Linked DNA regions of Homo sapiens: regions 1, 2, 3, 4, 5 and 6 are each linked to region 7. A link is a loop called in an ENCODE intact Hi-C map of the cell type or tissue named here. Cell type or tissue: prostate gland. All regions are shown on one strand.

Evidence for each region. Hi-C counts contacts between places; a loop is a spot of excess contacts. Peaks named below come from ENCODE experiments on the same cell type or tissue, not always from the same donor. Only the 100,000 strongest peaks of a DNase experiment are listed, where the experiment ranks them.
Region 1: a loop joins it to region 7, with 4 times the contacts of the local background. A loop is called at or near these places in 5 of 110 quality-filtered maps.
Region 2: a loop joins it to region 7, with 2.9 times the contacts of the local background. A loop is called at or near these places in 12 of 110 quality-filtered maps.
Region 3: a loop joins it to region 7, with 3 times the contacts of the local background. A loop is called at or near these places in 32 of 110 quality-filtered maps.
Region 4: it touches region 7 in a loop (8-fold over the local background); 91 of 110 quality-filtered maps call a loop at or near these places.
Region 5: a loop joins it to region 7, with 3 times the contacts of the local background. A loop is called at or near these places in 4 of 110 quality-filtered maps.
Region 6: it touches region 7 in a loop (5-fold over the local background); 10 of 110 quality-filtered maps call a loop at or near these places.

The regions. Positions count from the first base shown.
Region 1 is chr5:67,692,229-67,696,228 of GRCh38, forward strand. No RefSeq gene overlaps it. Among named protein-coding and RNA genes, the nearest start is that of LINC02242, 47 kb to the left of the region's middle. In prostate gland, no CTCF peak of the experiment used is centred here; a DNase peak (open chromatin) is centred at 2,133; H3K27ac peaks cover 3,040 bases.
Region 2 is chr5:67,802,699-67,806,698 of GRCh38, forward strand. No RefSeq gene overlaps it. Among named protein-coding and RNA genes, the nearest start is that of LINC02997, 11 kb to the left of the region's middle. In prostate gland, no CTCF peak of the experiment used is centred here; no DNase peak of the experiment used is centred here.
Region 3 is chr5:68,458,636-68,462,635 of GRCh38, forward strand. The region is part of intron 3 of LOC105379013 (a long non-coding RNA gene); the gene reads right to left. Among named protein-coding and RNA genes, the nearest start is that of PIK3R1, 240 kb to the left of the region's middle. In prostate gland, a CTCF peak has its summit at 1,730 (motif pointing left); a DNase peak (open chromatin) is centred at 1,686.
Region 4 is chr5:68,250,453-68,254,452 of GRCh38, forward strand. All of the region lies in intron 2 of PIK3R1 (phosphoinositide-3-kinase regulatory subunit 1), which reads left to right. Among named protein-coding and RNA genes, the nearest start is that of PIK3R1, 37 kb to the left of the region's middle. RefSeq lists an enhancer at 1-304. In prostate gland, a CTCF peak has its summit at 2,409 (motif pointing left); DNase peaks (open chromatin) are centred at 1,658 and 2,389; H3K27ac peaks cover 3,774 bases.
Region 5 is chr5:67,455,665-67,459,664 of GRCh38, forward strand. No RefSeq gene overlaps it. Among named protein-coding and RNA genes, the nearest start is that of LINC02242, 190 kb to the right of the region's middle. In prostate gland, no CTCF peak of the experiment used is centred here; no DNase peak of the experiment used is centred here.
Region 6 is chr5:67,640,719-67,644,718 of GRCh38, forward strand. The region is part of intron 1 of LINC02242 (long intergenic non-protein coding RNA 2242); the gene reads right to left. Among named protein-coding and RNA genes, the nearest start is that of LINC02242, 4.1 kb to the right of the region's middle. In prostate gland, no CTCF peak of the experiment used is centred here; no DNase peak of the experiment used is centred here.
Region 7 is chr5:67,244,146-67,248,145 of GRCh38, forward strand. No RefSeq gene overlaps it. Among named protein-coding and RNA genes, the nearest start is that of TILRLS, 22 kb to the right of the region's middle. In prostate gland, a CTCF peak has its summit at 2,095 (motif pointing right); DNase peaks (open chromatin) are centred at 296 and 2,106; H3K27ac peaks cover 878 bases.

The DNA of each region.
Region 1 (4,000 bases), 450 kb after region 7:
TTTTTCTCCATAACATTTTCAGCCATCTGACATTCTACTGAATCCACTTATTTACTTGTCTAATGTCCATCTCTTCTTAGTACAAGTGAAGTCTATGAAGGTAGAAACATTTGTCAAGTGTTTCAGAGCTGTAACCCTGGAGCTAGAGTGAAAGCTAGCACATAATATGTGCTCAATGAATCTTTGCTGAATGAATGAAAAAATAATTTAATAATAGCATTTGAATCAAGAGCTATTGACATAGGTAGGATAAGAAAAGGATTGTATCTCTGAATTCTCATCATCAAATCTCTTCCACCGAGCGAAGAATTTAAAACCTAGACACAGATGGCCTCAGGAAGATTTTCAGATTTTCTTTTATTGACCAAGACCTTTTGCCCCCATTCACCCACCATTCATCATCTAGATGCACAAAGAGGAGAAACATGAGGACAGAAATGCCATTTTCCTTTCTCTCTTCTTCTTGTCAAGCTGAACTAATCACAGAATCACAAAGAAATCTGAAATTTTTGTATTTAAAATTAGCCATCTGAGTGTTCTTTCGATGATCCCAATTTTGTTGGCAACATCCAAAGCATCATAGTCAAGCCTTTTTTTGTTCATCAGGCCTGATCAGTGTGTTGATCTTGGCCATGTTAGTGTCATGAAGCTTCTTCACAGCCTTTGGAACTGGTGCATGTTGGTTTTGACATCTAAAATGAACACATATGTATTGTCTTCCCTATTCTTGTCTGATTCAAGTGGAACATGATGGCAGAGTGATCAAGCTTGCTTCTCCTGGTGGTACTTTTCTAAGGACATTTTGCTGCCTTAAAAGCTGCAGAGTCTTGGGCCACCAGAAGTGGAGTAGTGTGAGGATCTTTTGAGTATGGTTGTGGATACTTTTCTGCACTGCCTTTTTGGCCTTCAAAGACTTTGCTTTATCTTGACTTTGGGAGGAGCAGAGGTTTCCTTGTTAACTTTCAGGGACATCTTGGTGAGAAGTTACATTTTTAAATTTAGTTCTTCATCCACAACAGGACTATTAGGATTTATTATGCAGAACCAGTTTTAGAAGACCAAACACAGAGAAGAAAGAGGTAGTTAAAGCGAATTAACAGCAAAACCACCTAAAGGAAGAGTGCGCGTGGGTGAGATGTGAAGCATTTATTCATCAAGAGTTAGAAAAACTGATTTCTTCCTCCAAAGAGCAACAGCAATTTCATAACAACAGAAAAGAACATAGAGTCATAAAACTACAAAACACTACCATTTAGTCTTATATTTTTTCTTTGTCTTCTCAAATGCACTAATTTAGGTATTCCAAAATGGGTGAAAGATACATCTCTTTGTCACTGTTTAAAACTCCACAAAGAGACTCTGAAATCCAAACACTGCATGTTCTCACTCATAAGTGGAAGATGAACAGTGAGAACACATGGTCACAGGGAGGGGAACATCACACACTGGGTCCTGTCGGGGGTTGGGGGGCTAGGGGAGGGAGAGCATTAGGACAAATACCTAATCCAGGTGGGGCTTAAAACCTAGATGATGGGTTCATAGGTGCAGCAAACCACCAGGGCATATGTATACCTATGTAACAAACCTGTACGTTCTGCCCGTGTATCTCAGAGTTTAAATTAAAATAAATAAAAAATTTTCAAAAAATTTATAGTTTAGTGGCCTAAACTCTTTAAATCTGATTTAAGTCTCTCTTGTTTCAATTTAAATTCAATGCCTCTTCTATAGTTCTTGGAGTAAAGAGAGAGACTGCCCTTCTTGGGAAAACAGATTCCTCTGCCCAAGCAGATCTACAACTGGTTAGGGTATGGCTGCACATAGTGTGCTTTATACTGCAGTGCAAAACACTGCGTTCCGTAAACATTTCTAAGAACTATTATAAAGTATTAAGGCTGCTCTGCCAATCAGATTCTAAGTGAGCTGAACACTCCTTACCCTCTCATAACAGAGTACATGTTGCCTGCAGCTCTGGCTGTTAAAAGGACAGAGCAATGTTCCTAAACAGATTGGGTGGTGAGCAGAGGTCCCGTGATTCACCCCTAAATTAGTTTTAACTGACAGGTTTTGGAAGTGAGGCTGGCTAGGGTCTGGCTGCGTGGATACCACGTGCTGCTCTGTCCAGTCCGAATTGCTCAGAAGGAATCTTGAGCTGTGTGATTGGGTAGGGTGGGGGTGGGCAGCTCAAGAATGTGGGGTTAAAAATAGGAGCAATGATTTCCAAAGTCCTTGGCCAGCTGTGTGGAACCTAGTGTCTCATTCAGTACATGTTCCTTGAAGGCAAACTACCAGATCAAGTTTGGAGAGATTGTTGTTTGAGCTGGTTTGTCCTTTGGGTTTTGTACAACTTTGAAAAGAACAAACAAGAAATTGGTGTTTCTCTTTCATACTCAGTCTCATTCCATTCTCTATTTTATTGGATTCCACTGTGTCAGCTGAATAGAAGAAATATACAGCCCTTGTCTCATATTTCCATAAGCACATATTTTACTCATACTACAAAGTAGTAATTATTCTCATAAAATAATGATGTAATATTAATAAAGATGAAATTTTGTGATTGACACCAACAATGGCAAGATAAAGATTATTTATTATTGCTATTATTGAAGTGTTTCGTATTGTACTCTTTGTCCAAGGCTTCATAGATAATTAAAATTCATGGACTGCACAAGTGTCTCATGAAATGTGTTAGATTGTTTTCTGATATGCAAAAATGTCCTGACATGGTTTGTAAATGCGTACTGCACATCTCCAGCCAATTACCATACAAAATGCAACTATTTCTTTTTGTCTATCACTGAAGCCTGAACAGACAGCATTAGACTCAACTGCATAATTCTGGCCTAATTTTCGTGTCTGATACTGTAGTGATGTTGTGAGGCATTGACTTAACAACAGGAGTAAATGTTCTTTTTGAATACATATTTTTTTCTTCAGCCTCTTTGGAAATATGCCTACATGAAGAAGCACTCCTTCGGCCTCTTCAGAAAAATGAGCATGTGTTTACACCCCTTTTGCCCCCACCCTTTGTTTTCTCTTCCTAATTTGTGATGATTTTGATGGGATGAGGGTTTATGCTGGCAAAATTCCAAAGGGTGGACAAATTGGGCTGTACTTTCATTAATGCAAAACTGAAAATATTGCTAAATTATTGTGGCTAATATAATTTGTGTCTGCTCAGGCTTTGTATTAGTTTGCTAGGGCTAGTATAAGAACCACAAACTGGGTGGCTTAAACAACAGAGACTTATTGTGTCACAGTTCTGGAGACTGGAAACCCAAAATCAAGATGTCAGTGGGATTGGTTCCTGCTGAGGGCTGTGCAGGAAAATCTGTTCCAAACCTCTCTCCTGGCAGTTTGCTGGCAATATTTAATGTTCCTCGGCTTTTACATCTCTGCCCTCTCTCTTCATATGACATTTCTCTGTGTGTGTATCTATGTCCACATTTTGCTTTTTCAGAAGGACACCAGTCATACTGGATTAGGGACCCATCTTACTCCAGTATCTTAATTAATTACATCTCTTAATTAATTACATCTGCAATGACTCTATTTCCCATTCTGAGGTACTTGGTCCCATTATGGGATACTTGGGATTAGGATTTCAACATAAGAATTTTGGAAGGACACAATTTAACCCATAACAAGCTTCAAATAAATAATAGACTCTGTAATTCAATGAACATATATTGAATTGTAGGTTCAAAAATAATGAAATAGAGAAACTGATTTTTAAGATTAACATGATATTTGCTTTTCAACTCCCCCAGAGGAGTTAAAAGTGGCTCCCCCAGAAGGACTCTTATATCTTGATTTGCCAAGCAGTAGGAAGAAGAGTTATAACTAATGGAGTGAGCCTCGCTGTTGGCAGAACTTTAGTCCAGCCTTTCCTAGTTCAAGATATAAAAAAGACTTTTTATATAGTGAAGTTTTCAGTGACTTCTATCACTTCTTCCTTCACTGCTTCAATTGCTTCTGGTAAATATACAAGAGCATGTGC
Region 2 (4,000 bases), 560 kb after region 7:
CACATATGTGTGTATGCTCATAGATTCCTAGAAATAGTTAAAGAGGGATCTGTAAGACTGGTCTTCTCACTGTGAAACAGGTGGGAGTCTAGAACCAATAGACACATTTGTGTATTAATGTTAAAAGGCGATGGGACAATTTAAAATATATCTGTATATTCATACTTGAACTAAGAATCATTAGATGAATAAAAACCATAGGCCATCCAATACCCCTTTGAAGTCAAAGTGATTTTCTAATCTCAATTTCAGTTTTTCTAATTGGACTTCCTAGAAAGTGATAATGAAAGAAGAAAGACTGACATTTAGAAAGTAGACCACAAGCACAGGATCTGAACTCTCAAAGTTCTGAGTTAGTTATACAGAGATGACCAGAATAGGTTGTATTAGACCATTTTCACACTGCTGATAAAGACATACCCGAGACTGAAAAGAAAAAGAAGTTTAATTGGACTTACAGTTCCACATGGTTGGGGAGGCCTCAGAATCAGGCGGGAGGCAAAAGGTACTTCTTACATGGTGGCAGCAAGAGAAAATGAGAAGGATGCAAAAGCTGAAACCCGATAATCGCAGGAGATCTTGTGACATTTATTCACTATCACAAGAATAACACGGGAAAGACTGGCCCCCATGATTCAATTACCTCCCCCTCAGTCCCTCTCACAACATGTGAGAATTCTGGCAGATAGATACAATTCAAGTTGAGATTTGGGTGGGGACACAGCCAAACCGTATCATAGGTATTTACTTTGCTTCTGATAGAAACTCTTCCAACCCTCCACTCACTCCTGTACTTGTTTTCTGGGCACCAAATCTGAAAGGAATTTAACCTATGAGACTGGCTATTTCTATTGCCCTTGCTTTTAAAGTTGCTTCTCTAGGCATCATTTACCAGTTACCCTTGGTCCCCAGACCTCAGTGAGTATGCTTCCCCTCATAAACAAGCACACACACAGATGGTTATTAGATTAGATTATTAAATTTTTGAGAGCTGAAGTCGGCTTCATTCATCCTAGTGTCAAGTAATGTTTGCGGAATGGATGTATTTATTTCACATTCTACATTATATTTACAAATCCCTTTCATTATCTTTTTTTGACCTTCTCAAATACTGCGTAAGACAAGATGACAAACAAGTATTATTATCCTGGTTTAACAGATGAATAAAATTTGACTCAGAGAGGTTAAGGAACATGCTAAAAGTCTCGCTAGTAGGAAACGGCAGAGCCAGAATTGAATCCAAATTTTTGGTTACAAAATTCTCTGTTTTTCGCCACGGGGTTCAGACACTTGTCACCTACTCAATGAAAATGGCCACCACAATTCACCTAGAAGTAACCTGGGCTGCTCATCACAAACACCATTCAAAGATATTTGCATTTTGTTCTTGACCCCTTACCTTCCTGCTCCTTTCCAAAACAGAACACCACACTGGCCACTAGACAAAACATAACAAAGATAGCTCAGAGCTAAAAATAAGGAGATTTAGGTTTTTCTACAGTGTCTTCATAGCCAGAACTAAAGTACAGGATGTGTCATTACTCCCAGAGGAGCTTACAGTCTAATCTTCTCATTGTGTAGGGACCGAATAAAGCAAACTCCTTTGGCTGCCTCAAATACTGGCCAGGTCAGTGATAGGCTCTCCAGAAATAAATTGTAGTCAAAGTGAGCCACACCAATCTGAGTATGTTTTCTCATCTGTGAATTCATCTGGTCCTAAATTGAACTGAATCAATGAATTTATAAATCATGTCTTACATTTCTTTACTGTTTCCATGTGATGGATAATTTTTTTATGTTACATTGATTGGACTAGAGGGTTCCCAGGTATTTGATTAAAGATTTTTCTTGGTGTGTCTATGATGGTGTTTCTGAGCTGGGAAATAGGTTTTCTCCTGCCTTCGGACTTGGACTCAGACTGAAACCATTGGCTCTTCTGTTTTGCAGGCCTTCAGACTCAGACTGGAACTGCACCGTTGGCTCTCCTGGGTGGGTCTCCAGCTTGCTGACCACAGACCTTGAGACTTCTCAGCCTTTAGAATCATGGAAGCCAATTCCTTATAATAATATATATCCTTTTCCTAGTCTGTGGACTTTTCCCAGCTCCAGACAGACAACCTTCTATAAACTCCAGGATGCTCCATCAATGCCGTCTGGACTCTACAGATTTTGACCCTGAAGTAAAGTAGGAAAGGCTATGAGGACATGTTAAATGTTGTACTACCGCCTGAAGCCTTTTCTTCTTTAAATTTTTCAACAAGAGTTGAATGCACACGTGGAGCTTAATTGGACAACAACTTTTCTCCTCTTCTGTGGGATCCCGTCAGTGCTTTAAGCAATGAGAAGGCAGCTCATTTCCAAGTTTGTGTGGTAAATTTGGGGCAAGTGGGAGAAAAGAAAGAAAGGCTGAGTCTTATAGGGTGTGATTTGGTTCTAGACATGCTTATGTTACTTTTTATAAGATTATCCATTTGACTAGATTTCTTTCCTGCTGACAAAAGAGGCAATTTCTACATATAAAATAAATCTGATTAAAACTCTTTCTCTGTTCCTGTCAAGGTAATAGATGCAGACCCCAGGAACAGAATATATTTGGATTCCTAGTGTGTGCAAATGATTGTTTATGTGATATCTGGTGCCAAGACCCACAGACGGCTCCTGTACTGCCCTGTAAAAATAACGGGAATGGAAAGCTTTTCCTTAGGCATAAAAAGTTAATTTTATTTCTTATTCTCTTTCACAGCGGTAACTATTACTTTGTAATTTTCCTGGTATTTTGTTGGCAGCCAAAAATAACACAAGTAATAGTCCTTGCCTACAATATGCAGCTCCGATTCATTTTGCTTAGCTCAAGTTGCCTCCTATAATAAAGGTGGTGGCACTAGACCTTAAGCATAGGTCTAAACTAGAGCAAATTTCTTAAGCCCGTTTTTAATCAGAAAGGCAGAACAAGTTCAAATCCTTTCCATTCCTTTATCCTAGTAGGGTTTTTAGAACACACCAAATAGCAAGAAATGAATGCAGCTTTAGTAATTAACATTGATAACTCTTCTCAGCCTCCAACTGAGTGAACAGCCTCTTTCAGGCCAGTCAAGAACCATTCTGTATAATCCTATCTGCATGTTATCTTGACAGTGGGAGATAGTGAGTCATAGACAAAGGCCAAGGTGTTGGGCCTGAGCTAACCAAGTGCGTTGAGAATGGAGGCAGTCTCCCAGGATCTGGGACAGGTGTGAGGAGCCACCAGGAGCCAGGGACCATTAAGTGGATGGGTTAGTCAAAGCATTACTTCATAAATCCAGGCGGCCACAGAGGTCTGCGTATTTACAGACACCACTTGTCAAGAGAAGTGGCAGCCTTGAAACCAGAAGGCACAAACACTGAAAAATCAGGTGGTTCAGGCTGCTAATGGTCCTATTAGGCAGTCACGCATCAGAGGACCCATGGTAGACAACAGAGCACCACAAAGGCCCCATGTGGGGCATGGCTTCTATGCTAGAATCCACCTCTATGCAGACAAAGGACTATCATGTGCTTCTTCTCTTAAACAAAGAAATCCATGTGTGGCTTGTCCAGGGCATTCAGATGCAAACAAGCAACTTAGACCACCAAAAAGGGATATGGCATTGGCCAGGGATATGCATTCCTGAAAATGTAAAACATTACTTTGTGCCTCCTTTACTTAAAGCAGTTAGTGAGTAACTAAGTTACGGAGAAGCTTAGAAACTAAAACACTCTGGCTTGCTTTGAATGTGGCCATTTTTACAGGTAAGAAAGCTGGGACCCAGAAAAATGCACTGATTTACCCAAGGAAGCAGAGCTGGGAACAGAATACGAGGCTTCTAATCTACTGATCATTTCACTGTGTCACACTATTTAAGATGTAGAAACAGCTGAATTCATCTTGTCAACTCAGAATCCTTTAGTATCTGTGTCCAGAGGAGGATTTGCCTCCACTCTAAGGGCTTTGGGTTTGTCTGGGAAGGGCTTATTTTTCACT
Region 3 (4,000 bases), 1.2 Mb after region 7:
GAGCAACATACTTTCTCCAAACCTCAGCCTCTCCATCAATATATGGAAGTTGATAATAGTGACTCCTTCATCAAGTTGTGGTAGAGTTTGAATGAAATAATACATGACCAGTGCCCTAGACATACTATGCACTCAGTGGGTATAAATCAACTGTGTAAAACTAGGAAAACATGCCATCACTATGGTGCTTCTATGCTTAGACCAACATGCCTTTGGGGACTGCCTCATTCTTTCTGAAAACTAAGCAAATACTGGGTTTAAAAGGAAGCAGAAGTGTTGTCTCTGCACCCTAGAAATATTGTGTAGGGAGAGGTGGCTAACTCTCCTAAATCCTTCCACCCATGTTTTTAACTGAGCATGCTCTTGGATCACCACTAAAATGCATGGGGGAATTTAGGCTGTAATTTAGTAATGCCACTGTTTATAAAAGTAGAGGAACAATGAGAACACCATGGCATTAGTTTGGAGTAGGTTAAAAATTACTTTTCTGAAGCTTATCTACTAGAATGTTTATCTAAGCTATTTTTCATGGGACGTTTTAAAGACAATACCTTCCTTCAATAGCCATGACCTTGAATTCATTACATGGTGGAATTCTACTGCTTACTCTCTCCTAATTCTGAAAGCCAGCCATATTCTTCAAGTGGGAGACTCATTTGTACAGTGCCAGGTGCTGATCTAGGCACTTCATATGAACTTTCTCCTTTAATCCTCAGTCTGTAAGGTAAATACCGTGATGAGAAATCTGATACTCAGAGTCAAGCAATACAGTGAGGAGACCCAGCTGACACACAAGTGGAGGCAGAATTTAAGCCTTGTCTAGTGGGCTCCAAAGTCGATGGTTCTACTGCAGCATGTTACCACCTACATGTCTATTTCTCAAAACAGCAACAAACAGAAAAACCCTAAGATAACACATCAAACATCCTAGTCATGGTTTTACAGAGTCTGGGTCCATATGCAGTATTTGAACAGATAAACTGGTTTCTAGTATGTTGGCAAGGAAGGGGCAATCTTGCAAGGTGGATAGATCTAATCTGATTGTAAGGTGACTGAAATAACCAGACACCAGCCTCAGGGAGCCTCATTGCCAGTCCAGTTGTTTGCCTAATTTTAACCAGTGAATGAAGTAGATCCAATCCATTGGTTGACACTTAACTGCTGTTGATGGGGCTGAGAGGAAGAAAAACAAGTCCGTCCCCTCTCTTATATACCATCCTGTCCCCCAGTGCAATCTGAGTGCCGTGTAAATTTGGCAAAGGGATGTTTAGACAGCAAAGGTTATCAACAAAATGGTTATGGGCCAAGGGAATTTCACTGAATAACCCTGTGGCTGGGAGTGACACTGGAATTAATTGTCTCCTAGTGTCCTGAAGAGTAGGCTTCCTAGGATGGTCTCCTTTTTTATGGTGGTGGTAATCTTTTTATTATTTTTCACGGTGGGTGATTCATTAAAAGAACAACTAAATGCAATTCAATTTCTAGGCCTTTGTAAGGTTTTTGGGTTTGGTTTTTGTTTTTTAACATGAACCAGAGTTCTTTTTTCCATCTCAGCTCTGTGAAAATGCCAACTGTGTGATTCTGAGCAAGTCGCCTAATCTCACTAGGGCTCAGTTTCTTCTCTGTAAGAGAGGGATCCACTATGTGACCCCTAAGGTCCTTTCTTGCTTTTAAGTCAAACTGATTCAGATGTTATTAACTGACTAGTGCCCTCTACAGGCAACTTCCTCCACCGTGTAAGAATCCAGGAAGAGGATATTTGCAAAATTCTCTTATTATATTTAATGTTGTGACTTAGTGTGCAACATAATATTTTGTTATGTAATGAACCATGCTGTGAAGCAAATAAAAATGTTAGACTTCATCTAGACCTAATTTTACAGATAAAGAATATAAGGACCACCATGGCTGGGAACTTTTCCAGTTCCTTTGGGATAAGGCTGGGGCTTGGTTACAAATCCCTGATATTCAGCTTAATAGTGTCCAGTGGTGACCTTTCTAGTCTTTTATGGTTTTCTTCAAAACTCTCTTTCCTTCACTTCTCAGATAACATTGGAACTCCGCATTTTCTAAATTTTCTATGTACTTACTATCCTTAACAGTTGATGAACTGTGGATTTTTCCACTAGAGTGGGAAATGGCTGTGTAGAAGTTGCCTGGTAATGATGTGAGCACCTCCTGTGAGGGTTACTTTCTTGCAACCTTTCCTGCTACTGATGTGAAGGTCCTTTACTGACATTGCTAGTGGAAAATGTATGCATGCTCAATATCTGATTGATTCACTTTTAGTTCAAGGACTGCAAAAATTTTTAATCCTTCATGCGGAGACCTACTCAGAAGTTGGGACACATTATTCATTTCTAAGGTGGAGGACGTAGAAAAAATGTCCTGGACAGCTTTCAGTGAAAATCTGGGTCTGCTTAAGCCTGCTTTAAAATTTTCTAAAATGAATTCATGTTTTAATTTTTATTATTACAAAAGCAGCATTTGTGCCTTGTCGAAAGTTATAAATTCAGATAAAGAAAAATAAGAAAACGATAGCACCATATTCCTACCACCCATAGATTACCACTGTTAACACCTGTGTGTATATCCTTAAAGCTTTTTCTATGCGTGTATAAATATACATATACATATTTTTACCAAAATGAGATCATGTTGTACATGCTGTTTGTAACCTGCTTTTTTTAGTTAATGATCTCCATCTTTCCTTGCCAATAAATTTTCATCTTATCTAAAACCCAGTCTGTATTCAAATTCCTCCTGCTCGTCCCCAAAAATGTCCTTTCCAGTTGGTTTGTCCAAACCGAACTCAAACCTAGGGCCCTGCATTGCATCTAGTATTATGTCCCTTAAAGCTCTTTAATCTAGCATGGTTTCTTCCCTCCTTTTATTATTTTTTTCATGAAACTCCTTGTTGAAAAAAACAGGGAAGCTTTCTTTTGTTTTTTTCTCTTTCAGATTTTGTTCTTTACATAAACCAGATTTTTTTTTTAAAATTGCCCAACTTTTTGCTGTATCTTCACCTGCAAGAGATACTGCCTTAATGGTATGACAGATGGTCAACTGCTGAAATGTAAAGATTTTCGTCTAAAATGAAATCTGTAAACCTGCTCAAAAGCCTGGAAAACATCTCTATTTTTCTTTAAGTTTCCCCTCTGCCTGTCCCTCCAGCCCAGAACAAAGGATAATCAGTCAAAACTTGTGTCAGGCCCTATGATAAGCTATAGTGGTGAACCAAACAGCCATGGTCCCTGTCCTCATGGAGCTTATAGTCTAGGGAGGGAATCTGACCTTCAGTTAATCATTAACATTAAATGCTTAATTAGGTGATGACAAAGACAAATGCTGAAAAGGCAAAGGATAGAGTATAAGGTGTCCAGGTGTGAGAGGTGGCTCAGGAAATAAAGGGGCCTTGTCTGGTATATTACAGCAGCCTTTTCCAGAGAAATGGCATTGAGATTAGAACTGGTTAAGAAGAGAGGAAGGAGAAGACTGTTTCAGGCAGTGAAACCAGCATTTGCCAAGGTGCTGAGGTTTAGGAGTAGTTTCTAGCATGGCTGGGATAAAGGGGATTAGGGGAAAAATGGAATGAGATAAAGCTGGAAAGGAAGGCATGCAGCAGCTCATTCAGAGCTTATAGGCCATGTGAACAACTTTGGGCTTAATTATGTGGGCAAGGGGGAGCAATGAAGAGCTCTGAGATTTATATTTTACTAAGATCAGGCTGACTATTGTGTAAAGAGTATGTATTAGTTCGTTTTCACACTGCTGATAAAGACATAACAGAGACTGGGTAATTTCCAAAAGAAAGAGGTTTAATTCAACTCACAGTTCCATGTGGGTGGAGAAGCCTCACAATCATGGTGGAAGGCAAGGAGGAGCAAGTCATGGCTTACATGGATGGAGCAGGCAAAGAGAGAGAGCTTGTTCAGTGGAACCCCTCTTTTTAAAACCATCAGATCTCATAAGACTTATTCACTATCACGAGAACAGCACG
Region 4 (4,000 bases), 1.0 Mb after region 7:
TTGGCCTTGATAGACTTAGACATATAATAGAAGCTATGATAAGTGAGTTAGTTTTCCATGTTTGTTTACTGAAGTTTATATTACCCTTTATGTCACCAAAACATGCCCGTTTGCAGTCATTGCCAATGTAGTCATGCAAAATCACTTGAGTGAAATAGACTTTGGGGATCTAATCTCAGGACCTAACCACCATTTATAAAGCTTTTTTGGGGAAAATGTGTTCTGGATTTCGCACAGCCAGCTTACAAATGAGCTTTGGAAACACAATCCACATGTAAGTTGGAGACTTCCTATTATTAGCATTCAGCCCTGCGAGGAGAGCCCTTGCTTTGTTAGCAGGCCTATGTGTCCTCAGCCCTAAGTTCCTAAAACCAGCACTACTTGAGGAGCTTGAATTGGTGCTCTTGGAGTTCTTTAGATTAGTTATGAGACTTCAGAACCTGCTTACCAGCAGTACTGAGCTCAAGAGGAAGCCTAATTCATATCCTTCAGAAGATAATTTTAAGAGAGTGTGTATGTTTTCGTTTTGTGAACAAAGGAAAGTTAATCTGGTGCTCCGTGTCTGTTTTGTAATTCCCCAAGGGAGAAGGAAAGGGAGGGAAATGATTGATTTCCAGATAGGATAAAAACCAGTCAGCACACAATGGGTTACTGCCACCGCTTTCTGATAAGGATCCTACTTCAACTATCTGAAGAGATTCTTCAAGGTGGAGGATACAGTGGTTATATTAGTTACTCTCACCCTTGTTATTATGGAAGGTAAAATTCCTGGATCCTAGATTTAATTTTAAAATAGTAATTTAATAATGTCTGGTGGAAACCTCTTAAAAAAAACACTTTGCAGCACATCTCTGGTAGCCCTGTGCTTGAGATGACTTTTAGGCTGCCAGTTCAGAAGATGGAAGATATAAACTGTGTTGATGAGTTGGTTTTTCAGTGGACCCTGTTAGGTTCCTTTTTTAAAAAAATAATAATTTTTATAATGAGTATGTCTTCGTGAGCCCTCACAACCCTTGAAGTTTTTACTTGTTTGGCAGAACTAAGGGCACTGAACGTTTGTAAGCCGTTCACTAACACTTACAGGAAGGGCATAAAAGGGTGCTCAAGTCAGTCTGTAGGTGGTGGGGGCGGGGTGGAAAGAGGGGATTCCTGTAGGCCTGGATGAATCAGCCACTGATTTCTGATGGTAGCCCCAGCTGCAAAAAAGTAGGAAGCTTTTTTTATGGACAGAACTACAACTCCTTTCTTTCAAGTTTTTCAGCCTTTTCACACTTTTCCATTCTTCAGACTTTGCAAGTTTTTAAACAAAATGTTTGTATTTCCCCAAAGGAAATCACACAGTTGACTGCATTATGAGAGGGAAAGGAGCAAACTCTGTCTCATCTGAGGAGGGGCTCAGATCAGGAGTTGTGTAGGGCCCTCACCCGGTTGGGGGTGGTGGAGCCTTGGCTGTGTGCAGGAGTGACTGTTCTTGGAGATGTTCTGGTTGGATCATGAGTTTGGGCTTGGAAAGCACTGCCTCAAGTTCATCAGCAGGAATGAGGTAGAATTCACTACTTGCTGTCTTAAGACCTTTCTGTCTGCCAAGTGTTTGAGCAATCCCTCACATCTCCCCCTTGAACTAAAGAGCAACAACTGGTCAAGAGCCCAGCAGGGATGAAAAAGGTTGGCCCCTTGCATCCTTCATCTGCTGTTTAGACTAAGGGCCGCATTGTAGACCACTCTCGGCCATGCTGTCCTGAACCCGAGGATCAGCAGAATTACAGGCCCAATTTCAGGCAGACGTGAGCTTGCATCTGATGACAGGCAAGTACCTACATGTGTCTTTCATTACTCCGCTGCCTTAGGAGATGCTGTTTAAGTTGGCAGATATGCTTATTTGAAAGCAAAGCTTGTTGCTGGTGAGATTACTGAATTTACAAAAAAAAAAAAGTGGGGGGATCAGATGCCAAGGGAGAGGGAAGGGAGTGTGTAGCATTTAAAAGTGTGGTGAAGCCATCAAGTTAACAAGAAAAAGTAGAATAAAATGTGGTTCCAATTTGTTGTACTGGGCTCAAGATGATAATATTGCAATAGTAAACTGTAGGGATGTGTGCGTGCAAATGTGATTACATGTGTGCTTGCTTTCTGAATTTCAAAATTGTAGAAGTTATTAGAAGTTCTAATTTTAGTTCCCAATTTAATTTACTCTGATAGTAAATTAGTAATTTTCAAGGGATTTACTGATAATCAGAACAAAGATTTGCAATTTCTAGGACAGATCCCCAATTTTGGGGGTGGGAAGGAGCTACTTTGTATTTCCCTGAAACCTTGAGTTACTGGGGCCGAACATGTAGGGCAGATATTGAATGACCAATCCTAATGCTCTTAGCAACTTTGCTAAGTAAAACCCCGCTGCCATCCAGTGGCAATTGGCTATACGGCATGGTAGCTGTAAAATATGCCCTTTTCTGCCTTTTCTCCCTCAGATTCCACCTTTCTCAGATGCTCCCAGTTTTTTTTCCCAGATGGCACCTGACACAGTACTTGACAGGAAAAATTGACTTTATGTCTGGCTTAGGTAATTCAGGGCAAGTGTGCATTTATTTACCTTGTCTCTTCTCCTAGCAATACTAATTTTTATCTACGTTGCATTTTTATTTTCTCCCCAGATTTGTCATAACACACATACTTTTTCCTTGAATATTTTTGTTACCTTAGCTAAAGAATTAATGCATTGTGGTATTTCTGCTTGTCATAGTTTTACTTTAGAGTAGATTTCGCTTATATCTTTGTATTTATGCTTTGAGCTGTGGTTTACCAATTTCCTAGCATGTTTCATGACACTTATCCTACATTTCAGACAAGGATTTATGTGTCCCATAGGATTCAAGCTGGACTTGGAGAAAGAGCCAGCTAGCAAATGGAATTATTCTGACTTGTGAAAGGTTCCAGCCTTTTAAAACTAGGCTCTGAGAAATAAAAAAACAAATATTCTTGGGAAGAAACTGGGTTTGTGAGTACTTGGCTAGAAATTTTAGGAAAGGAAAGAACATTTCCTCTGGCCTCGGGAGCACATTCAATGTGAAATATTGCTGCCTTTAAAAGAGCCAAACTTAAATTTCTATTTGGATCATTTACTTGACTTAAAAATAAAGGGATCTATTTTTTTTTAAGGTTCAGAACCCTATTTTAAATAAAATGACATTCTAGTAAGTCAGGCAAGATGCCCCCAACATGAGCTATTAATTAAAAACAGCCGGAACTTCTGGAGGTGTTAGCAAGTATCTACTATGAGCTTGGGGATTGGCGAAATCTGGTACAAGTTAGTTCCAGCTGCGCACATTTGCCTTATTACAGTTCTTTATGATAAATTAAATGCATGCTTCATACATCCTTTGGTGTAGTCATATTCTCTCAGCACTTGACTAAGCAGGTGGAAAGCTTATTTAGTCATAGGATGACTGAAAACAATGAACTATAAACCCATGTATATCCACTCCAAGAAAAGAGCTAATAAATGTCATGTTTTTTATTTTCCCGTGGACCCCCTTTTTTTTTTTTTTTTTGTATTTTATAACCTTTCCAGAATCTTGAGTGATTTTTAAATGTTTGCCCTTTGGTCATAAATGCAGCAAGTAAATGTGAGTCTGCACACTCGAATGTTGTATAAATCAGTTGACCAGTCAGTGTTGGAGCAAACTTCTCAGGATTGCTCTGTGAACTCCCTGTTCTCTGGCAGTTGCCAAATACAAAGATAAACCAGGAGAGACTTATTCCCAAGAAAAGAATGATTCTGCATCCTTAACTTACATATAAACTGTTGAGATGTTTCATTGTTTTGTATGGTCAAGCCCCTTCTCTTGTTCTCTCTCTTCATCAATTAGTATGGAAAATTGGAAGTTTACTGAAAAGAGTTTCGAATCATGGGATTTTAGATTTGAAAAGGACCAGAGGGATCATCTACTCTTCCAACAAATAAAAAATAAAACCCCCAAAGGAATGAATGATCCATGGCTGG
Region 5 (4,000 bases), 210 kb after region 7:
CATTTGATATAAATTTTGTGAAACAACAATATTATGAGGAGTATTAGCCTGAAGCTGATACAATGTGAGTCTAGCCCTCATTTTGCCACACTGCTATGTGATCTTAAGTAAATGATTTTGTTTTTCTGGACCTTAATTTTCTAATTTTGTAAAATGAGTGGGTAAGAAAGTTTTTCTGTCTCATGCACAATGAAAGATGTAGTCATGTTGAAATGAATAAAATCTGCTGTTTTCTTTTGTAGGCCATCGACACATATGTGGGCCAATTCTATTTCTTAAATTGTTTTGTTGGAGGCTGAAGCAGATATTATCCCATCATCTTTCTCATAAGCCAATCTTTCATTTAACTGTTCAGTCCTTCAGCCACCATACTTAAGTACCTGTTCCATGTCAGCTGCTGAGGAAAAAAATCAGACCTTAGAAGTCCTTAAAAGTCAGATGTGTCAGAAGTAAACTCAGCAAAGTATGTAAGTGTCGTGATGTGAATCTAAGATACAGAAGAAGTTCAAAGAAGGAAGTCATGCAGTCTCTGGGTGCATTGATGGTAAGAGCAGATATGAGAAGAAAAGGGGTATGGGAAAAGGTGATCCTTGAGCTCATATTCATACCAGCTAGTATAGTAATTCTTTCATTTTTACTATTTGTTCCATGGCAGAAGAATCTATTACTGAGAAAAGGGGCTCACTGCTCAATGTGCTAGAAGCCAATACTATGACACTGGGTTTTTGAGTAAACAAATTATTTTTATTGCAGGTTGACCAATAAGGAGACAGGAGTGTATCTCAAATCTGTCTCCCTGTGCTGGCTTTAAGGCTGTATTCTTATTAGAAACAGTTTGGGGAATGAATTCTGAGATTAGTAGGTGATTGACGCAAGGAAAGTCCTCAGGCATGCAGAGTTATCTCTTCATTTTTCTTCATGGGTCACATGTGCAATTTCAGTGGGAGTTAGTTTGAAACATGCTGTGGAAATTTGGTCCCTGACACCAGCAAGTTCATTCTGTGCAGACTCCAGTCAGCCATATTGGTTTTAACGGATTCAGCCAGCATTTTAATCTCACTAGGAGAGAGTTTCAGCATTTCAACAAGTTATATCTTTTCTTATCTGTCATCCTGTGAGGTCAAGAGTTTCTATCAGTCACTGGTTTCTTTAACTCTTCGGGGTATGGCTTCAAATCCACAATGGCCAGGTGGCAGTCTCAACTTCCATCTTAATGGAATCATTGTCAATTCACCTGAAATAATCATCTCTCCCTTGGGAACTAGAACCCCTAAGCCAACAGAACTCAACACTGTAGGAATGAAAAGTAAATATCTGCGTGCTATTATTAGATTTAGTAGTAAAGGGAGACACTCCTACTTCCATTCCTTGATTCTCAAACTGTATTTCCTAGTTTTAGGGGAACTAAGTCTCAGGAAGCCATTACATTGTTCTATGCCAAAGTGAACATCATTGCACTTCTTTTGCTGTGAAATATTACTTGGTTAAAAGCATTTTTTTGTGTGTGAAATATCATAAAAGTGAACACAACATCCCAACCCCACAGTTGGTTGGGATGACAGAAGCATTGTAGGTTGGCAGGGAATATCCATATTCAGAATACATACACCCTTTTTGGAAGGGGTACGATGAAATCAATCCTTCATGATGTGGCTGGCTGGTCTTCCTAGGGAATAGTGTTACATCAGGGCTTTGCTTTTAGCCTCTGCTATTGGAGGATTATGTATTTAGAAGTAGCAGTCACCAGATCAGACTTGGTGAGGAAGAGTCCTTTTGGTGGTTTTAAAATTTGTTCAAAATTCTTTCACTTACTTCCCTTCAAAAGGTAGGGCCAAATTCCCCGCCTTCAATGTGTGATGAACAAAATGATTTGAATCTAATGAATAGAGTGTGGCAGGAATGATGCATTTGACTTCAAAGCCTAGGTCACAAAAGGATGGATTCTGCTGGTTCTCTGGGGATGTAGGAGTGTGCAGAGAAGAAGCCATGTTTTGAGGACACTCAAGCAACCTTTGGAGAGGCCCACATGGGAAGGAACTGAAACCTCCTACCAAAAACCAGCGCTAATTTGCCAGTCATGTGAGTAAGCCACAGTGAAAGAGAGCCTCCAGTGTCGGCCAAATCTTTAGATGCTGCAGTCACATCTGACAATTTAAATGTGACTTCGTGAGAGATCCTGTACCAGAACCACCCAGTTAAACCATTCCCAAATTCCAATAGGAAGAGGTACCCTTGGAATAGATTCTGTATTTTATAATCCAAATTCCCTCTTTATATATCATCCCAGATATTAACAAAAACAAAAAATAGCCCCTTATTCTTTCTTGCTGCCTTATTTTACACTTGTAGTAAGGTTGAATGAACTGTGTTTTTTGCTGTCTTTCTCACATCACATACTGTGTTTTTTGCCCACTTTCTCATACACAAACATATCAGATAAATATTTACACTAAATAAATACATTTTTTGTACATAATGTTTTGCAGATAATATAGGGACCACATTAGAGATTCCCTGCCCTACTTTTCTCATCTCTACTAGGAATCTTAATGAGAGATAAGACATAGAAGTAAAACACATTAATACAATTTTAAATATCAGAGTATGGATTACTATATCAAAAGTTGGATTATGAAATATATATTTATAATTCTAACAATTCAGATTAAAAAATTAACTTCTTTCATTGCATATGTTAATTGGAGAAATATATATAAGTACAAAAAAATTAGGAATCCTAAATAAATTAGAAAACATTCATAATTCCATTACCCACAGTAAATAGTATTAATATGTTATGTCTTATGCTTCTCTCCATATATTTTATTTTTAAACATGGATCATGTAGCAATTACTCTTTTATAATCTCTATTTTACATAGTGTTCATGAACACAATTCTGTCAGTAAATACTCTTATGCTTCATATTTAATAGATATATATTATATACACAAAATTATTTATTGAGTCAATCTATTAGATAGCTATTTAGAGTGTTTCCAATATTTTTACTATTCACAGTGACATAAATAAATATTACATATATTGATAATTATTTTCTTAGGGCAATAGAGTGAAAGAACTTAGAGTAGGTTTACTAGCAATTGCCCTCAAGAAAGGTTTCAATAAAAACCTTTGTCATGAATTGATATTATGAATGCTGCTACAAATTCTTAAGAGGTAAAAGTTCAAGTCCCTTTATCCTGACGATTAACTAGATTAACTTTTTGTTGGTAGGGTTTGGATTTACCTGAGACCATGCAGGTTCATTATGTTTCTTATAGTTAAAAACCTAAGAAAGCTGTTACATGTGTGTAAACACATCAGACCAATCTGGTTCAACTTTTATGTAACAAAATTGTGAGTTGTTTTTCAGTTGCCATGGCCTCCCAGGTTGAAGGTCATATAACATTAGCACTGGTGGAACCTAAGTGCTCACACTAAGGAATGGCGATTTAATTAAGAAGCAGACACTATATGTAGGATCCAAGGTCTAATCAGATTGAGCTCTGGCATCACTTCATCGAAGGATCCAGTCCGAGCAGGTCTCCTGGCATCACAACATCACAAGATCCAATCAGAGCACACTTCATTACCCTCTGACTATAAAACCTGTCCCAACCCTAAGCTTGGGGAAATAGATTTCAGCTTTTCCTCCTGTCTTCTTGCCTGTTGACTTGCAGTAAAGCTTTTCTTTTCTCAAAGCTGATGCCATAGTAGTGCCTTCTATGCACATGGGTTAGTGAGCTCATTGATTGCTCAGTAACATATAAATAGACTAGGAAAAATCCTAGGAGTTGCTGTTTGCAAGATGAAGTTTTGGCAGATGAGACTCTATTTACCATTGTGGATGCCTCTCTACACTGTGCTGTACTGCACTGCAGAGAGTAGCTCACCAGGATTCTGCCCAATATTCTCAGGGAAGGTGTTGTATAAAGCAAAGTTGGTCCCATTAACAATGTCTTAGTGGAAAAGCTGTTGGTTAAAAAGAATGGCAAATC
Region 6 (4,000 bases), 400 kb after region 7:
GAAGCCAGAGACCATTATTCTAAGTGAAATATCTCGGGAATCAAAACCAAATACTGCATATTCTCACTCATAAGTGGAAGCTAAGCTGTGGGTATGCAAAAGCATACAGAGTGGTATAATGAACATCAGAGACTCAGAAGGGGTGAGGGATGAAAAACTACTTATTGGGTACAACGCACAGTATTTGGGGTGACAGGTGCACTAAAATCCCAGACTTCACCACTATACGATTCATTCATGTAACTAAAATCCACTTGTACCCCTAAAGCTATTGAAATTAAAAACATTTTTAAAAAAGAATAAATATTCTCAGACTTAAACGGTGAAAGAAAACAAGTGTTGGTGAGGATGTGGAGAAAGAGAACCTTTCTAGACTGTTGGTCAGAATGTAAATTGATACAGCCATCTTAGAAAACAATATGAAGGTTTCTCAAAAAACTGACAATAGAATTATTGTATGATCCAGCAATCCCACTTCTAGACATATATGCAGAAGAAATGAAATTAATATGTCAAAGGGATACCTGCATTCTCATGTTTATTGCAGCACTATTCACAATAGCCAAGGTATTGAAACAACTGACATGCCCATCAAGATGAATGGATAAAGAAAATGTGGTGTGAATATACAATGGAATACTACTCAGTCTTTAAAAAGAAGGAAATCCTGTCACTTGTGACAATACAGATGAATCTAGAGGATACTATGCTAAGTGAAATAAGCCAGGCACAGAAAAGCAAATATCACATGAATTCACTTGTATTAGGAATCTATAAAAGTCAAACTCAGCCAGGTGTGGTGGCTCACGCCTGTAATCCCAGCACTTTGGGAGGCCGAGGTGGGTGGATCACTTGAGGTCAGGAGTTTGAGACCAGCCTGGCCAGCATGGTGAAACCCCATCTCTACTAAAAATGCAAAAATCAGCTGGGCGTGGTGGCAGGCACCTATAATCCCAGCTACTCGGAAGGCTGAGGCAGGAGAATCACTTGAACCCGGGAGGCGGAGGTTGCAGTGAGCCAAGATCACACCACTGCACTCCAGCCTGGGCAACAGTGCGAGACTCAGCCTCAAAAAAAAAAAAAAAAAAAAAAAAAAGTCGAACTCATAGAAGTGGGGAGTAGAATTGTGATTACTGGAAGATGGGGGTTAGAGGATGGACAGGAAAGGAGATATGATTGTCAAAGGGTACAAAGTTCAGTTAGAAAGAATAAATTCTAGTGATCTATTGCACAGTATGCTGACCTTAGTTAATAATAATGTATAGTTCAAAATTGCTAAAAGAGTAGATTTTAAATGTTCTCACCACAAAGTAATAAGTATGTGAGGTAATGGTGATGCTATTTAGCCTAATTTAATCATTACACAATGTATACATGTATCATAATATCACATTGTTTCCCATAAATATATACAGCTGTCATTTGTTAATTAAAGATTAAATTTTAAAAAGTTTCTGTAAATCTTGCTTAAGTACCACAATAATAACCCTCTGAAAGTAGCCTCAGACAAATAAATGTGCAATAAATAGGTATTCTTAAGATGAGTAATGTCATATCCAGGAGTCTTAACTTCTAAACTTAATGCTGATGAGAAATTCCTACAGCATTGCTACTGTGGGGACCAAAAGCAAGCCATGGACAGTTCACCAGGAATTTTATCACTCTCCTGAGCTTAACACTCTCTATTTACTCACAAGCATAATCTGCTTTAAATCCAACTGAGGAAAATTTAGACTTGCCAAATTAAAAAGCCAGCAGAGTGATTATCTCCTAAAGAAAAGGATCATTTGCTGTATCAATACTTTAAATAACAAGGTGCCTTAGTACATTTTAAAGTTGGAAAATATTTATTTCACAGCACCTCTGGATTCCTGAAAATGTGATGTGCCTATATTTTTTTCTTCAGTGCTCTAGCGCAGACCCAGACAATTTCTGAAGCCAGTTAGAAATAAGATGGACAACTAACAGTCTGTGTGATGTAATCTGTGGCTCGTGAGTCCAGAATTAGAGGCCAAAGAAGAAAATAACTGAATCCTTTTTCTAGCACTGATTTGCTGTGAATTGATTTTAAACCGCAAAAATGAATCGTTTTATTTTGCTAACAGGGAAATCATATTACATAGCCTACTCCATGTAAAGTAGTTTCGGTTTCTGCAAAGGAAAAAGAACATGATCGGATTTAGCAAAATGGTGTATTACATAGGGCGAAAATCAGATCATCACAGAATATTAGAGCTTAAATGGTCCTTAGCATTCTCAGTCTAAATCCTTTATATTGTAGATGCTAAAACTATGGTGGGCACTTGAGTGGTGTCTGTCCAGCATTTCTTCTCTTCCCCAGTCAACCTTAAGAGACAAGTCCATTTCCAGGAAAAAAATGACAAAGGGTGATGGTATTACCGGCATTACTAGTGCCAGGCCTTCTAAAGGGACTCCTCTGAAGCTTCTCACTGTATGTCACACTAGATATTAATACATGCAAATTTTTTATATATGGTGGGTGCCAGGAAAAAAATGGTTATCATGTGAATTTAAAGAATGCTCCACGTTTATTATTTTCATCAAATAAAGTAAATTTTTTTTTCTTTTTTGGTTTGTTCTGACTTGTTTTGCTTTGGCCTGGGGTGGGGCAGAACAGAGAAAGGCACTACAAATTATGAAGCATAATCCTGCACTGACAGGCGTACAAATTTAAACACAGCTTTGAGTTTGAATTCATCTATATAATGTCTAAACCATGCAGTTCTTCTTTTGTTCTGTAGATCAACTTAAGAAATAAAAGACAAGGCAGTTTCTGGTTAACGTGTATCCTCCTATTCTGTCCTATACCCTGATCTACGAGGATTTTGAATGAGCTGCAGTGGTATATTATGGCAATGTGTTCTGTCTTGAAAATAAATAAGATATTTCAGTTAAAAATAGATACAGAGATTAGAAGTAGATAAATCTCATTATGTTTGGAATTTGGATTGACTTCATATGAGCATTCTAGGAGTTCTGAAGCTTAATGACAAATTACAGAAATATTTGGGGATTAAAGGACTCATCAAATCCAGGAAAAACATATGGCCTTTAAGGACTTAAAAAACTTACACACACACACACACACACACACACACACGTATATATATATGTGTGTGTGTGTATATATATGTGTATATATATATGTTATATGAATTACTATTTTTAACTTAGGAGAGAAGAATGAGTGACTGAGGCTGTAAGTTTTCCATGTTCATATGTTTTCCACTTCTATGGGAGAAGAGGATGCTATTCTGACCCATGTGGTCTGGAGCAGGCAGATCAAATGTAAGAGCACAGAATAGTTTCTCAATGGCCATACTAAGAACTGGGCTTTCCTGTGGGTACAAAAGAGATAGCCTGGTCTGAGTTCAAATTCTGTTTCATTTTACTTGGTATGTGGCCGACTTGTGCTATTCTTTCTCACAGAGCCTTCATTCCTTCAACTTAAAGGAAGAGAGTAACAGGTGAAGATAGAGTCGCTAGTACAGAGAAAACTTTAAAAACCATGTCTAATTTAAAAAAGCAATTTAAAAACCCTAAAAATGAAAGTAGAAATTTACCTTCATGTTGACATTGTGAAAGGCTTTGTATGTTTCTGAGGAGTCCTGCCTTTTTTGTACTGCTTATGCAAATGGAGTCCTGCTTATGCAAATGGGCCCATTTATTCAGCCCTGGGGCAGTAGTTATTTATGTGCTGTAACACGAGAAGAGGCAGTGGCCCTTAAAAGAGAGAATCATGGGCTTATGGTAAGAACTAGACTTGAGCTCTGACTCCTCCAGGACCTCTGACTTTGGAAAAATCATTAAACTTCCCTGAGTTACGGTTTCTCATCTGTAAAATGATATGATGGAATGAAGTCTGAGTCCTCCCAAAATTCTTATATTGAAGCCTTAACCACAGTGTGATTGTATTTGGGTGTAGAGCCTTTAGGAGGTAATTAGGGTTAGATGAAGTCACAAGGGTGGGCCCCTTACA
Region 7 (4,000 bases):
TGTTGCAGTTGCTCAACTCTGCCCTTGTTGTGCGAAAGCAGTGGTAGAGGATACTTAAATAAACGAGTGTGGCTGTGTTCCAATAAAGGTTTATTTACAAACATAGGTATAGGTCTGACTTGGCCCACAATCTGTAGTTTCCTGAACCCAGTTTTATACCATTGAAGTTATGACAATTTCTGTTTGATGGTCACTAACAGGCTATTGGGTCTTAGAAAGTCAAAGCTACCATCTAGCCTGGTGGTAAGGTGAGCTGTTGCATCACAGTCCCCATGACTTGGCTTCTTTCCAGACCTGGGTATGCTCAGATCTCCAGCAGCCAGGAGAGTGGGCCTGGCTCCCACAGTACTCCAGTTTCCAAAAGGAATCACACATTCCCTTCCTGTGCAGATAAAAGAACAATTGGACCATGAGAGAACTTACTGGAAAGTAATGCAGGATCACCAGGAAGGAACAGGAATTCACTCCTCGGTCACAGTCTTCATAGTCTGATTGGGAGTCAATCAGGTCTAAAAAGGTCAGTGAGAATGTATGTCTGACTTTGGCAGGCTTCCAGCGCCTTACAGTCATGGAATAGTTTGTTGGGTTGTAGTTTTTTCCAGAGCCTATTCAGAGCTTCCTTTGGCTGCTCTATCCATGTCGGCTTCCTCACACCGCCACCCCACCACTATTTTCCCCTCACTTATTGTCTGTCAATGCAAAGCTATTGTTCCCGTTAACTAAAATCACCAATAAACAAATATTTTTTTTCTCTCCATTTCATCTTCCATAAAACTTGACTTTCAGGTCCTTTCCCCTGTACCCTCGTCTCTGGGAGCTGGTCCCAGGTCTCAGGCCCTAGAAAGCAAACATCTTCCATAAAAGGTCAGTGCAGAGAGTTTAGGTGAAACCTTATGCTGATGCAAATGGGCTAGATGATTGCTCTGGTGATTGTGTAGATTAATGTGTGTACATGTGTGTGTGTACGTGTGTGTCTGTGTGTCTGATTCTGACCTTTAAATTAGGCTTCTTCCCTGGGCCCCTGCTGAAGGAATTTCTTTCAGCAGCCTGGGTGCCATTGGTTAGCCTCCAGGTAGACATTATCTCTTCATTGTTGTCAAGTCTTCATTCTGTCCCTCCCATTTTTCACCATGTGAATCCACCTTATGATCTGTTTCAAAGTTGAACAAGATGAGAACTTTCAAAGGCTGGATGAAGAATGGAATTTTCAATGAATTTAATGACCTAATTCTCAAAAAGGTACATACAAAAAAAAAAAATTAAAAAGATATCTGCAGTTACTTGTTCTTTTTTTTTTTTTTTTGCCCTGATTGCATCATCTCTAAAGTTGCCTTTCTTGATGATCAACTGGCGAGATCTGTAAAGGGGCATAAGTTGCTAATGGGTCCTTGGAGTTGAAGTGATTTAGGGAAAAAAAATCCTACATTATTATTATTTTCCCCAAGTAGCACTCTGATGCCTGGGGAGAGGGATGCTGGTAGCTGTGTGAGAAGCGGCAGAAATGAGGAAGGAAGGAAGGAAGGAAGGAAGGAAGGAAGGAAGGAAGGAGGGAGGGAATATTTGATTATTTCTTCATAAACAACCAATTCCTTTAGCACCTGCTATGGTTCCTGCCGCTGTGAGAGGAATATCAATGGCTTCAATATTCCATTGTTTGTGACTGAGAAGCATTTGCCTGCTGTACTGGGCTGCTTAGTTTTTTCAGACTGGCCACAAGGCAGAAAATGTGGCAGATATATAAAAGGAAAATGTTGGCCAACATGCCCTACATCAGGTGAGTTTTCTGTCTAAAGCCCATTTTGGAGTTACTGCCTCTCCCCTTTTTGTTTCTTCACAGCCTTTTGTTGATTTTTAGTTACATTTCTTTCCCCTGATGAGTGGCATACCCTTAAGTGTGCAGGTTCTACTGTTCTGCTCACATTAACACTTCTGTTAGTTTTTTTGTAATAGCCTACTTTGTTTTGATAAAATCATTACTTTCTTCAGCAACACTAATGCAAAGGAATGATTCATGAATACAAATGAAAGAAACAGCTCACAAAACAGGAGAAAAGGTGAGGAAAGAGAAGTTATGTTGGGTACTTGAAGTAGATCATTACCACCAGGTGGCGCTATTAAAACACCTCATTTTAAAATCCTAAACAGGGTTGCAAATAAGGAAAATGCAAAATTAGAGTCCTTCACAGAGAAAATACTTTTTATCAAAGAGAGACAGAGTGTGCGTGTGTGTGTGTATGTGTGTGTGTGTTTAGAACATAATTGTTTTAGGAAGAAGTAAATATTATGGGAAGTGGTGATACTTTTTAGAAAGGTGGCTCACAATTGATATTCTTGTAAGTTAAATACTAAAGCTTTTGAATATAAATATATTTAATTCCAGCTAGACCTTTTCTAGAATCTTCTGAAGCATGACATTGTAGACATCAGAAAGATGGTTTACTTTTACCATTCCACAACCCACTTTCATTCTACATAGAGAGCTTGCACAGTGGGGGCATTTATGTGAAAACAATTAGTACCCCATTAGGGGAAACATGAAGCCTGCAGGTCTGAGATGTTCTTGACTGCTTTGGGAACTTGGCATGTAGAAAGCTGGTAAATTAATACTCCGTGGAAGAGGATTCTTTACTTTAAAACATGTTGTCTATTATGTGACTCCGTGCTGCTGGTACCATTGTTATTTAAAGTAGACATTTTCATGTTTGTGCATTCTGTATGTGCATAGGGTATCCATTTACTGACAGAGAGATGAAAAGCTGATAATTCACATGTTTGTACATCAAAGATAGGGTGTTGATATAATGGTCCAGATAATCTTACACTTGAAGAAAGGCCAGGAGTAGAAAGTGATCTAACACAAAAAAGCATTAACGCCCTGAATTTTACATTGATTCTCCCTTATTTCAGCCCCAGAGCAACTCTCTGAATCAGATGATGCTGATAACTCCATTCTTAAGGCGAGGCTCCAGGAAGTTAAATAAGTTGTCAGTTGTCACAAAGCCACACTATATGACAGAATCAGGAGTTAAGCTCAGAAATTATTCCAGGGAGAAAAAATGCAATAAAATGAAAGGGAAAAGGCCTACGTTGTTTTGCAGTTTGTATTTAGATAAAATACTGTGGATAGCTTTGAAAGAAAGTGGAAAGAGACATACATATATATATTCATTCTACTTTTCTTATGTAATTTTTATCAATTCTATCTCAGCATACTATAACATATTCCATCATCCACAAAGCAGGAAGCCTGGGAAGACTGCTGGGTTTTTCTATACCTGGGGAAGAAAATACAAGTTGCTCATGAAAGTTGTAGCTGTGATAGCTCCCACATAATTCACACTACAGAGGCATTGACCCAGCTGGAAATGCAATGCATTATATAGAAATCAGCTGGTCCCTGCCTGGAAGAATATATGTTAATGGGAATATGTGACTCCAAGGAGAGTGCCTGGTATATACTAGACATTCAACATGTTGGCAGGATCTGAGCCTACAGCAATATAAAACCGACAACTTTATATTGTTTTGAAGTATCTGATGAACTCTTTATTTCTTGTTTCTAATTGAATTGTATTTAGATAGCGGTTTTTAGCCAAATTTTGCAGAGACGCTTCTGTATCCACCTGGGAAGTTATATGGGGGAAAGATTGTGTATAGGGGGCAGTGGTGTGTGTGGTGGGGGAGTGGGCTTCGCCATCCACCCTAGCTTATGTTAGAGCAGGTGGGCTATTTCTAATACATGCGACATTTCTAATACTGTGCTTGCATATTTTGAGTACTTAATTTTGATGTCAAGTCCTATAATACATCAGGGATTTAAGTGATTTATTTGAAACAATTCGTCACTTAAAAGATTATACTTAAAAGATTCAGATCCTTTATGATTTTTTAAAAATGATAAAAGATCCCCTGTGTTCTATGGTTATCAGAATTGAAGGTGATACAATATCTGAAAAGAAAAGAAATCATTATACGTCTCAGAGAGAAGTGTCACAAAGGA